2 separate regions of the Homo sapiens genome follow, and region 2 is linked to region 1. The links are chromatin contacts, found by POLR2A ChIA-PET in ENCODE. All regions are on one chromosome and are shown on one strand. Each heading gives the region's core, a stretch centred on a gene start or an enhancer-like site at or near the end of the contact. The rest is flanking DNA. Distances are from core to core; before and after follow the strand shown.

Evidence for each region. ChIA-PET counts read pairs that join two places held with the same protein, here RNA polymerase II (POLR2A).
Region 2: POLR2A ChIA-PET joins it to region 1 with 20 read pairs in activated B cell. The contact joins the enhancer-like site here to the promoter of FXYD3 in region 1. POLR2A ChIA-PET finds 5 or more read pairs at or near these places in 2 of 52 experiments (HEK293 and activated B cell).

Annotation. Positions count from the first base shown.
Region 1 is chr19:35,112,335-35,117,386 of GRCh38, forward strand. FXYD3 (FXYD domain containing ion transport regulator 3) reads left to right here and starts at 3,489. Exons shown (of 9, transcript NM_005971.4): 1 at 3,489-3,625; 2 at 3,930-4,025. It overlaps LOC124904701 (hepatitis A virus cellular receptor 1-like), which reads left to right. Exons shown (of 3, transcript XR_007067238.1): 3 at 1,013-1,335.
Region 2 is chr19:38,267,365-38,272,217 of GRCh38, forward strand. All of the region lies in intron 1 of SPINT2 (serine peptidase inhibitor, Kunitz type 2), which reads left to right. Among named protein-coding and RNA genes, the nearest start is that of SPINT2, 5.2 kb to the left of the region's middle. Within about 2 kb of position 3,051, at least 3 of the 41 ENCODE cell types and tissues checked have a DNase peak (open chromatin) inside an H3K27ac peak, as active enhancers do.

The sequences.
Region 1 (5,052 bases), core at 2,239-4,738:
CCCAGGTGGCCGGAGCAGAGTGAGTGACAACAGGGGTTAGGGGGAACCCTGAACCTCCCCTGAGTTTCCCTAGTCTGTAAGATGGGGGTCTCCAACCGGTGGCCCCAGGGCCTTATCCAACCACTGGATATTTTTCATTCTGTCTACAAAGTGTTAAGAAAACGAAGTTACCAACATTTAAAAATCAGGGCCGGGTGCAGTGGCTTGCACCTATAATCCCTGCGCTTCGGGAAGCCAAGGTGGGAGGATCACTTGAGACCCAGAGTTCAAGACCAGGTTGGGCAACATAGCGAGACCCCCGTCTCTAAAAAAATTAAAAAATTAGCCAGGTGTGGTGACGTGCATTTGTAGTCCCAGCTACAGGGGAGGCTGAGGTGGGAGAATCACTTAAGCCCAGGAGTTGGAGGCTGCAGTGAGCCATGATTGGACCACTACACTCCAGCTTGGGCAACAGAGCAAGAACTCACCTTAAAAAAAAAAAATCCGGAAGGCCGGGCTCGGTGGCTCATGCCTGTAATCCCAGCATTTTGGGAGGCTGAGGCAGGCGGATCACTTGAGGTCAGGAGTTGGAAACCAGCCTGGCCAGCACGGTGAAACCCCGTCTGTACTAAATATACAAAAATTAGCCGGGCGTGGTGGCACACACCTGTAATCCCACCTACTCGAGAGGCTGAGGCACGAGAATTGCTTGAACCTGGAAGGCAGAGGTTGCAGTGAGCTGAGATCGTGCCACTGCACTTCAGCCTGGGCGACAAGAGCAAAATTCCATCTCAAAAAAAAAACAAAACAAAACAGGAGATTTCATCATAAAAATCTCCATTTCTAGCTTCTGTGGGTGAGTGATGACGTCAGAGCAGCACAGAGGCAGGTGTCAGGGAGCCTGTGGACTCTTGGCCACTGTGTCACCTCACATGGCTCCTGGAAGCCAGGCGGACAGTGATACGTCCACAGCCACACCATCCCCATGGTGGTGGGACAGGGTTACCTGCCAGTGCCCACTCTTCTCCCACAGGTGCTGAGACCACAGCGCTGTTCCACAAAGCCCCAGGAAGCCACATTACCCTGTCCACCGGCCTCTCTAGCCCCATCTTGCCCAGGAAGTGGGACCTTGGCGTATCGCTGTGACCACACCTCCCAGCCGGTCAGCCTGGCCGCTCAGGCTCTACCTGCAAAGGCAAGGCCCCACCCAACCAGCACCCCTCTCATGGCTGGGGGTGCCTCCAGGCTGCCCTCTCTAGGGCCAGGAGCCTGCAGAAACGCTCCCAGCCTTGAATAAAGAGCAACGAAATTATTGAAACAAAATCAATAAAAGTTTGAATCAGGGATGGTATAACATGCTCTGGCTTTGATTCTGTGCTTTAATTCAGCGTTCCTGAAAAACTTATGATGTCAGAAACTATCTGTAGGTTTGGTTTTTTTCATTTTGCAAGAATTCCCAGGATATGGAGAAATCACAGCCACTCACAGCCTTAACAGGTTCTTTGGGCCCAAATGATTCCAAAAGCAAAACGAGAGAAACTTTTTCAAATATGTTTATTATGTATATTATATACAATATATTAATAAAACATATTACCTACATGCATTTAAAACATAACTGAAGTCAGATTGGCCCAGAAGACTCACTCCAAATGAGACCTAATCCCCAATAGGGTGCAAGTGACTGCACAAACTCTACTCCTCACAGCCCTTCCTAAGACTCAGTGTGCTCATCACACTAGGGTCTCAGAGTCCTTCTGACCATAAACCCAAGCCCCAGCGCCAGCCCAACACACACTTGGACGCAGCATGTTCACGTCCAGCCTAGGAAGAATTTATGGTTGACCTGGATTGGGTAAAAACCGTAAACGTCTGTACCTCAGAATGTAAGATCATGGTGTTTAAAACTACAGAACATTCAGAGGTTGTCAGAAGTCTCTAATTGCTGGTCCCCCAGGTTGAAACCAGCCCTTAGGTTGAAATTTTGACCTGCAAATTTTTTTTTAAATCTGAACCAAATTTTTTAAATTAAACCCCTTTAAGGTAGTACATTTTCAAGATGCAAAATTCAAAAAATATAAGAGGGCACGTGATAATGAGTGAGTCTCACTTCCACCCCACCCTCCAGCCTCCCAGTTTCCCTCTCCAGAAGCCATGGGTATGGATGCCAATCTCCAAAAATATTTTATTCATTACAAGTATATACATATGCATTATTTTACCGCTCACAAATGGTAGCACACTGCACGGTTTCCCAATACCTTGTTTTTTTTCCCCTTAGCAAGCTGTCTGGGAAATACTTCTGTATCTAACCACGGGCAGGGGTGTTCCTCCAAGATTTTTAGACAACAGTTCTCCAGTTCACCCCGTTCCGGTGAAGGGCAGAGCACCCCCCGCCCTTCCCAGCCACCCTGTACACGCCCCTACTCGCTCTCGGATGCCTGCAGTTCCCAGGCTTCCCAGCAGAGGGAGACACCATTCCACTCCCAAGACCACCAAGGGGTCGTCCCAGACACAAGCTTCAAGGGTCTAGGGAAGAGACGCTATCCGCCCAGACACAAAGACCCCCCTTAGCTATACTGAGTTGGCCTCCGGGCCTCCCCTTCCTGTTTCTATCTCCTCCTGGACCTGTTGCTTAGAGCCCTACCCCGAGGTCCCCCCGCCCGGCTTCCTTATGGGAACTGGCCCCGCCTTAAGAGTGGTAGGAGGGAGCCTTACCCTTGTCTAGGACCTGGGCTTGACAACTTGCCCCAGGGAACCACATAGAGAAGGGGTGTAGCGCTGGGCGAACATTGCCCTCCCCGATCCCTCAGCGATGACAAGTGGGGGGTCCTTCTCTCTGCCCCCAGCAGGCCAGTTTCCGGAAGAGCCTTGACCCAAACCCCCTTTTCCTGTCCTGTGCTCCACACTCCCAGCAGCTGCTTCTCCCTGGCCAGGCCCTGCAGCCCTCCTCCCCGCCCCCACGGTGGTGTTGGGGTCGCCTGGAGTCCAGCTGGTGTCCAGGGCAGAGCTACCCCTTTCCTGGCCCTACCCCTCCCCGTGACCCCAATCCTCCGCCAACCGCTCAAAGGATCCTTGTTCTCCATCCAGCCCCCAGACAAAAGTCCCTCTGTCTAAGAAGGCGGAATTGAGGGGAGGGGGCACCCCCAACTGGGACCATGGGGGAGCCTGCACAGACCCCATCCGGAAGGAATGCCTGGAGGAGGAGGAGCAGGAGACAGGGGAGGAAAGGGGGAGGGAGGCTTGTACAGTGCTGGGGGCCTTATGTGGACTAGGAGGCAGCCGCCCCCACCAGCACCCACTCTGTAGACCCAGGCGTCTGGCTCCCAGCACCCACGGAAAGAGCCTGGCTAGGAAACTGCAGCCTGGTGCCTGGCAGACAGTTCTCATTCTCCCCAGGGCAGGGAGCAGGTTATGACCAGGACTAAGGTCCCAGAGTCCCCACCCTGACCCCTCCCTGCTGTTCCAGCCGCTCCCTCATATCCACCCCTGCCCCATCTCCTGACTTTGGTCACGCTAGCATCTTCTGCTGATCCTGAAATTGTACCAGCGGCAAGATGTGGCCTGGAAGGGGACTTTAAGTTCTCCACAACTGCCAGCAATCCTTCCACCAGGCAAAACACATCATCTAAGGAAAAGAAGTGAGGTCGGAACACCAACGCATCATCTCACTGCATGGCCCTGGAGGCTCTGCCGTTTAAAGACCCCAGAACCTTCCCCATTCAAGGTCCTCTCCTGGGCACAGGAGATTGGAGAAAGCTCCTCCCTTAATTCCAGGGGCCGAGTTCCAGCCCATCCAATTCTCCGTCTCACCTGAGGCTGCTGTGGTCCTGGTGACCCCAGGGAGCAACCTGCCGCCCATGGCTGGGGAGGGGGTGAAGCTGTCTCTTTAAGAGCAGGAATGGAGCCCCTGGGCCTCAGGGCATCTGACTTGTTTTCTACCTGCCCAGGTTTGCTTAGGGCGTGGCAGCTTCGGATAAACGCAGGACTCCGCCTGGCAGCCCGATTTCTCCCGGAACCTCTGCTCAGCCTGGTGAACCACACAGGTGAGCAGCTGGGGCCCCTTCCTCCAAGCCCTCCTTGTCTCTGCCCCTAAATTAGGAAGTATCTACCTGCCCCCTGACCCTGCCCCATAGAAGCTTTTATGTTAAAGCGCCTAAAATCTTGTGAAATGCTTTTCTGGAGCCAGGAGATAAACGGAAGTCCCTTCCCCTAATGTCCCTTTCCCCACCATTCTCCTCTCAGGGACTTGTTGAACCAGCTGAGGTGAGGGCAGGACTGATAAGTGTGGTTGGGGTGTCTGAAAGACTAGTGTCTGCATGGATTAGGGATATCTGGGTTGGGGATAGCTGGGTGGAGGAGAGGGGGTGCCTGGGTAGGTAGGGGTATCTAAGTGGACCAGGGGTGCGTAGATGGACTGGGGACATCTGGGTGGATGAGGAATGCTGGGTGGACTCGGGGTGTCCAGACATTGAGGGATCTGGGTGGATAAGGAGTGCTGGGTGGACTCGGGGTGTCCAGACATTGAGGGATCTGGATTCTGGAGACCTCCAGGAAAAAAGGATGGAGCTGCTGGGGGAAGCTTTAAATGGGGAGTTGCTTGGGAGATTTCAGGAGCACACAGCGGGCAGGATCTTTCTACCCACCCCTGAACATGAGACCATTCTCCCATGGTATGGAGGAATAGAGGGGATAGCAGAGGGCAGGTGGGGGAAACAGTCCTCAGGCCGGCCTTGGGACCTCATGGCCAGGAAGGATGAGAGCAGGTAGACAGAGCATCAGCTGCAGGGCTGCCTTCCTCTCTAACCTGCTCACCAACCACATCAGTTCGGGAGCAGCCCACAGCCTCTTCAGACAACAGCCTGAATGGGGAACGTGAGGGCAGACCCAGCTCCCGGCTCCCTGCAGCCTCCGGAAGCATGGGACTGGACGTTGTTTTGCAGAGGCTGGGGCGAGGAGGATACCATCTGTCAGTCTTGGCTGGATGACATCATGGGAAGGGGGTATAGTGGGGCCTTGCAGGCCAGAGGTGGCTTGGAGGAGCCCCTGGAAAGAGGCTTAAGAGGTGAGACT
Region 2 (4,853 bases), core at 1,801-4,300, 3.2 Mb after region 1:
TGGCTCAGGTGCTGCTGGATGAGTGTGGTGGTGAGGGAGGAGTGAACAGAGAATGTGTGAGGGAGGGAGGATGGGGGTTGGTCAAGGAATTTATTCTGTATGAAAACATGAGGGGGCGGAGGGCCGAGGTAGATGGTAGGGCCAGCAGATTGTTGGAGTTGAGGTTCTGAAGGGAATGAACCAGACAGATAGGATGCAGTGGGTAGTGAGTGAGATGCATGAGAGGGAGGTTCTGAAGAGGTGGCAGTTACTGAGACAGGTCTAGGTGTGACCCTGAGAGGAAGCGGGGGGGCGAGGGTGGGAGGAGATCAGGTGGAGGTCTTGGGACCTAGAGGTCAGAGGACCATCTACCTGGATATAGAAATCTCCAAGAATGATCATAAGAGCAGCGGGAGAGGTGGCAGGCCCGGAGCTAAAGTTGGGAAGGAAGAAGTAGTTGTCTGGGTTGGCAGATAACGTGCCAGGCGGGGTAGTGAATGATTTACTCTAATAATGGAAGTCTCCCAGCTGGGGATTTTGGGGAGGGTGGAGGGAGAACAGTCCAGAAGCAGCTCCCAGGAGCAAGGAGACCTCCCCACTTGGAAGGGCCCCAGGAGGTGTGCCCTCAGGGGAGATTCCAATTAGGTAAGAGGGTGGCAACAATGTTCAGAGGAGATTGAGGACATGGAAGATTTGCTCAAGACCAGTCCTGAGTACCAGAGGGCCCAGGAGTTGGGGGAGGGGAGATGGGGACAAAGCAGGCCCCACCGTGTGAGAGTGAGGGTTAACTCAGGGGTCGGGGCTTCTTGTGAGAAGCATCATGTGGTCTATGATTGATGTGTTGGTGACGCTCTGAGTAGTGAGGGCAGGTGGGAAGGGACAGGTGGACGGGCCGGACAAAGAGTGTCCTGACTCCAACCTCTGCAGACAGAGGTGGGGGGAAAGCTGAGCTTATGCCAGGTGAGAAAGCTCCCCTATCTAGCGTTAGGGACAGTTACCGTCTGGAGTGGAAAGCACGCAGAGATTATAAACTGTCCACTCCCAGGAAGCTTCACACAGCCTTTATGTGACTTGTACTTTTTCCAGAATTGGGATTTTTTAAACGTAAAAATGTAGTTTTTGGCTTTGCCTGAAAGACATGAAGATGTAATGGAACCAAACCAGAACACAGGCCTGTTTTCCTGCCCAGCAGTCCCTGGCAGGAGCCGAGTACCTCTTTCAGGCAGGAGATATGCCATTCCCTAGCCTGTAGATCTTACTCAGCTTGCCTCATCTCAGCTACTGCTTGCCCTCTGTCTCTGTAGGCCTTTGGCTTGTGACCCCTACCTTAAACATATGCTCCATTTAGTAAATGGTAACACGTAACAGTTCTTTATAAATTGCACATTACAGTGTGAGACAGAGAGAGAGCATGCGCGCGCGCGTGTGTGTGTGTGTGTGTGTGTGTTACGGCTGGCTGTTGGGGAAATCCTTATATCAGGTAGCTGCAGATATGCAGGATTTTTTTCTTTTCCTTTTCCCCACCCAGGTGGTAAATCCTGGTATTTGGAGGGTCCTGAAATGTGTAATGTTGCTCAACACCAGGCCAGATCATATATTTCCTCAGCAGAATAGAAACTTGAAAGGTCCTTTAGGAGTGGCCAGTTAGGTGTAGTTCTTGCTGCCAATAACTTTGTGCCTGGCCCTGGGCATCAGAACTTGTGTTAATGGTTACTTGGCTTAAGGTCTTTTGTTTTTGTTTTTGTTTGTTTTTGTTTTTTTGGGTTTTTTTTTGAGACGGAGTCTCTCTCATCGCCCAGTCTGGAGTGCAGTAGCGCGATCTCAGCTCACTGCAATCTCCACCTCCCGGGTTCACATCATTCTCCTGCTTCAGCCTCCTGAGTAGCTGGGACTACAGGCGCCCGCCACCACGCCCGGCTAATTTTTTGTATTTTTAGTAGAGACAGGGTCTCACCACCGTGTTAGCCAGGATGGTTCAAGGTCCTTTGTTGATTCTTCTTGGGAATTTCCACTGGAGGCAAGCAGGGCAACACTTATTTGAGAACCTCTCCTGCACCTTTTTTTTTTTTTTTTTTTTTTTGAGACAGAGTCTTGCTGTGTCACTCAGACTGGAGTGCAGTGGCGCCATCTTGGCTCATTGCAGCCTCTGCCTCCTGGGTTCAAGTGATTCTCCTGCCTCATCCGCCTGAGTAGCTGGGGTTACAGGTGTGCACCACCACACCCAGCTAATTTTTGTATTTTTAGTTGAGATGGGATTTCTTTTCTTTTTTTTTTTTTTTTTTTGAGACGGAGTGTCTCGCTCTGTCGCCCAGGCCGGAGTGCAGTGGCGCGTTCTCGGCTCACTGCAAGCTCCGCCTCCTGGGTTCACACCATTCTCCTGCCTCAGCCTCCCGAGTACTGGGACTACAGGCACCTGCCGCCACGCCCGGCTAATTTTTTGTATTTTTAGTAGAGACGGGGTTTCACCGTGTTAGCCAGGATGGTCTTGATCTCCTGACCTTGTGATCTGCCCGCCTCGGCCTCCCAAAGTGCTGGGATTACAGGCGTGAGCCACCGCGCCCGGCCTGAGATGGGATTTCAACATGTGGGCCAGGCTGGTCTCGAACTCCCGACCTCAGGTGATCTGCCCACCTCAGCCTCTCAAAGTGCTGGGATTACAGGCTCGAGCCACGTGGCCCAGCCCTCTCCTGCACTTCCAAGGGATTTTCGAAATGCATGGACCTCTCAGGTTAATTATAGTGTCTGTAGAACCTTAACTGCTGTAAGCTTTCCAGCAGACTCCACAGACGTGTTATTAGTTGCCACCCTTTCTTTACTTTCCTCCTCACCCCCATGGATAGTCGTGACCCTGGTGGTCAGAGATAAGATGACAGAAGAGCTAAAGTAAAGCTGGTGTTGGCGATCAGCTGGGAATTCTCTAAAACAGCTTCTCACATTATTCTTATCCTCCATAGAAGGAGTGCTTGTCCTACTTGCAGGCAAGGCAGTTTGGTTCCAGGGTAGTTCGAAATCTTATTCACTGATATAGTCAGCAAATGTTTATTGAGCACCCACCAATTGCCAGGCACTGACTCACTCAAATTAGAGCACTGAACAAAATAGACCCCCTCCCCCATCCGTGGCAGACGTGTCATAATGAGAGGAAGACAGTACAATAAATGAACAGATGAATGTATGTCTGGTGATGAGTGTCAGGGTTGGTGTGCTTAGCACTGAAAATGGGGGCTTCTGAGGTTCAAATGGTTGCAGTTCCTAAAGAAGGTTGAGGGCCTTGCCTTCAGGTCACCGCGGGAGACTGGCCCCTTTCCACTGGAAACATTGCTTTGCCCAGTCAGTATTTGAGAGCTCAGCCTGCAATGGAGAAATCACACTTCTCCTCTTTCACCCTGCTCCCCACCCTGTTTCTCATTTTACCCATCCCCAGCCATTTGCAGAATGCATGCAGAGCTTCTGTTTGCCATGTCTGGAGGCTACAGGGGAGGCTGAATAAGGGGTGATAAGCCTGTGGCTCATGTGAGGCGGGAGAGAGCCCAGCAGGAGTCACACTGAAATGACTCCATTAGCCCCAGGAGGCCTTGGCCCACCGGCCATGACTAATGTGGACATTAGAGTGTGGATTCCGATGTCCTGCAAGATCCTCCTCACAAGTGTCATTTCATGGTTTTTTTCTGGCAACATCTTTTTGAAAACTCCCTGTAAAGAAGTGCTGATGTTGATGCTGAGGCCCAGGAACTTTGGAGTTTATTTACCTTTTTTTGTTGTTTTATTTTCCTTGGCAGGTGAAGTAGGAGCTAGAGTTTACTTATTTTGAAGTTTATTTGAAATATGCTTTTTATGATTAGAAGCCATTTTAGAAATGAGGGCGAGGCCGGGCGCGGTGGCTCATGCCTGTAACCCCAGCACTTTGGGAGGCCGAGGCAGGCGGGTCACGAGATCAGGAGATCGAGACCATCCTGGCTAACACGGTGAAAACCCGTTTCTACTAAAAATACAAAAAAATTAGCCTCGCGTGGTGGCGGGCGCCTATAGTCCCAGCTATCTGGGAGGCTAAGGCAGGAGAATGGCGTGAACCCAGGAAGTGGAGCTTGCAGTGAGCTGAGATCATGCCACTGCACTCCAGCCTGGGCAACAGAGCAAGACTCTCTCAAAAAAAAAAAAAATGTTATGCTAAGTGAGAGGAGCCACTTACAAGAGACCACCACATGTTTGGCCGGGTACAGTGGCTCATGCCTGTAATCCCAGCACTTTGGGAGGCCGAGGTGGGTGGATCACGAGATCAGGAGTTCAAGACCAGCCTGGCCAAGATGTTGAAACCCCATCTCTACTAAAAATACAAAAAAAAATTAGCCGGGTGCAGTGGCAGGCGCCTGGAGGCTGAGGCAGGAGAATCGCTTGAACTCGGAGGGTGGAGGTTGCAGTGAGCCGAGATCACGCCACTGCAGTCCAGCCTGGGAGACAGAGTGAGACTCCATCTCAGAAAAAAAAGAGGGCAAGAATTCACATGTTGTTTTACTCACACGTGTTGGAGATGGAGCTCAGGGTGATTCCTGACTGGGCCCAGGGTCCATGGCCTCAGAAGTCCCTTAATCTGAAGTCCTTCACTTTTATGTGATACTGCTGGGCACAATGGCTCACGCTTGTAATCCCAGCACTTTGGGGGGCTGAGGCAGGTGGATTGCTTGACTGAGGAGTTTCAACATGGTGAAACAAAAAATACAAAAAACTAGTCAGCCTGTAGTCCCAGCTATGTGGGAGGCTGAGGTGGGAGAATTGCTTGAGCCCAGGAAGTGGAGGTTGCAGTGAGCCGAGATCGCACCATTGCACTCCAGCCTGGGCGACAGAGCGAGACCCCATCTCAAAACAATTTTATATGT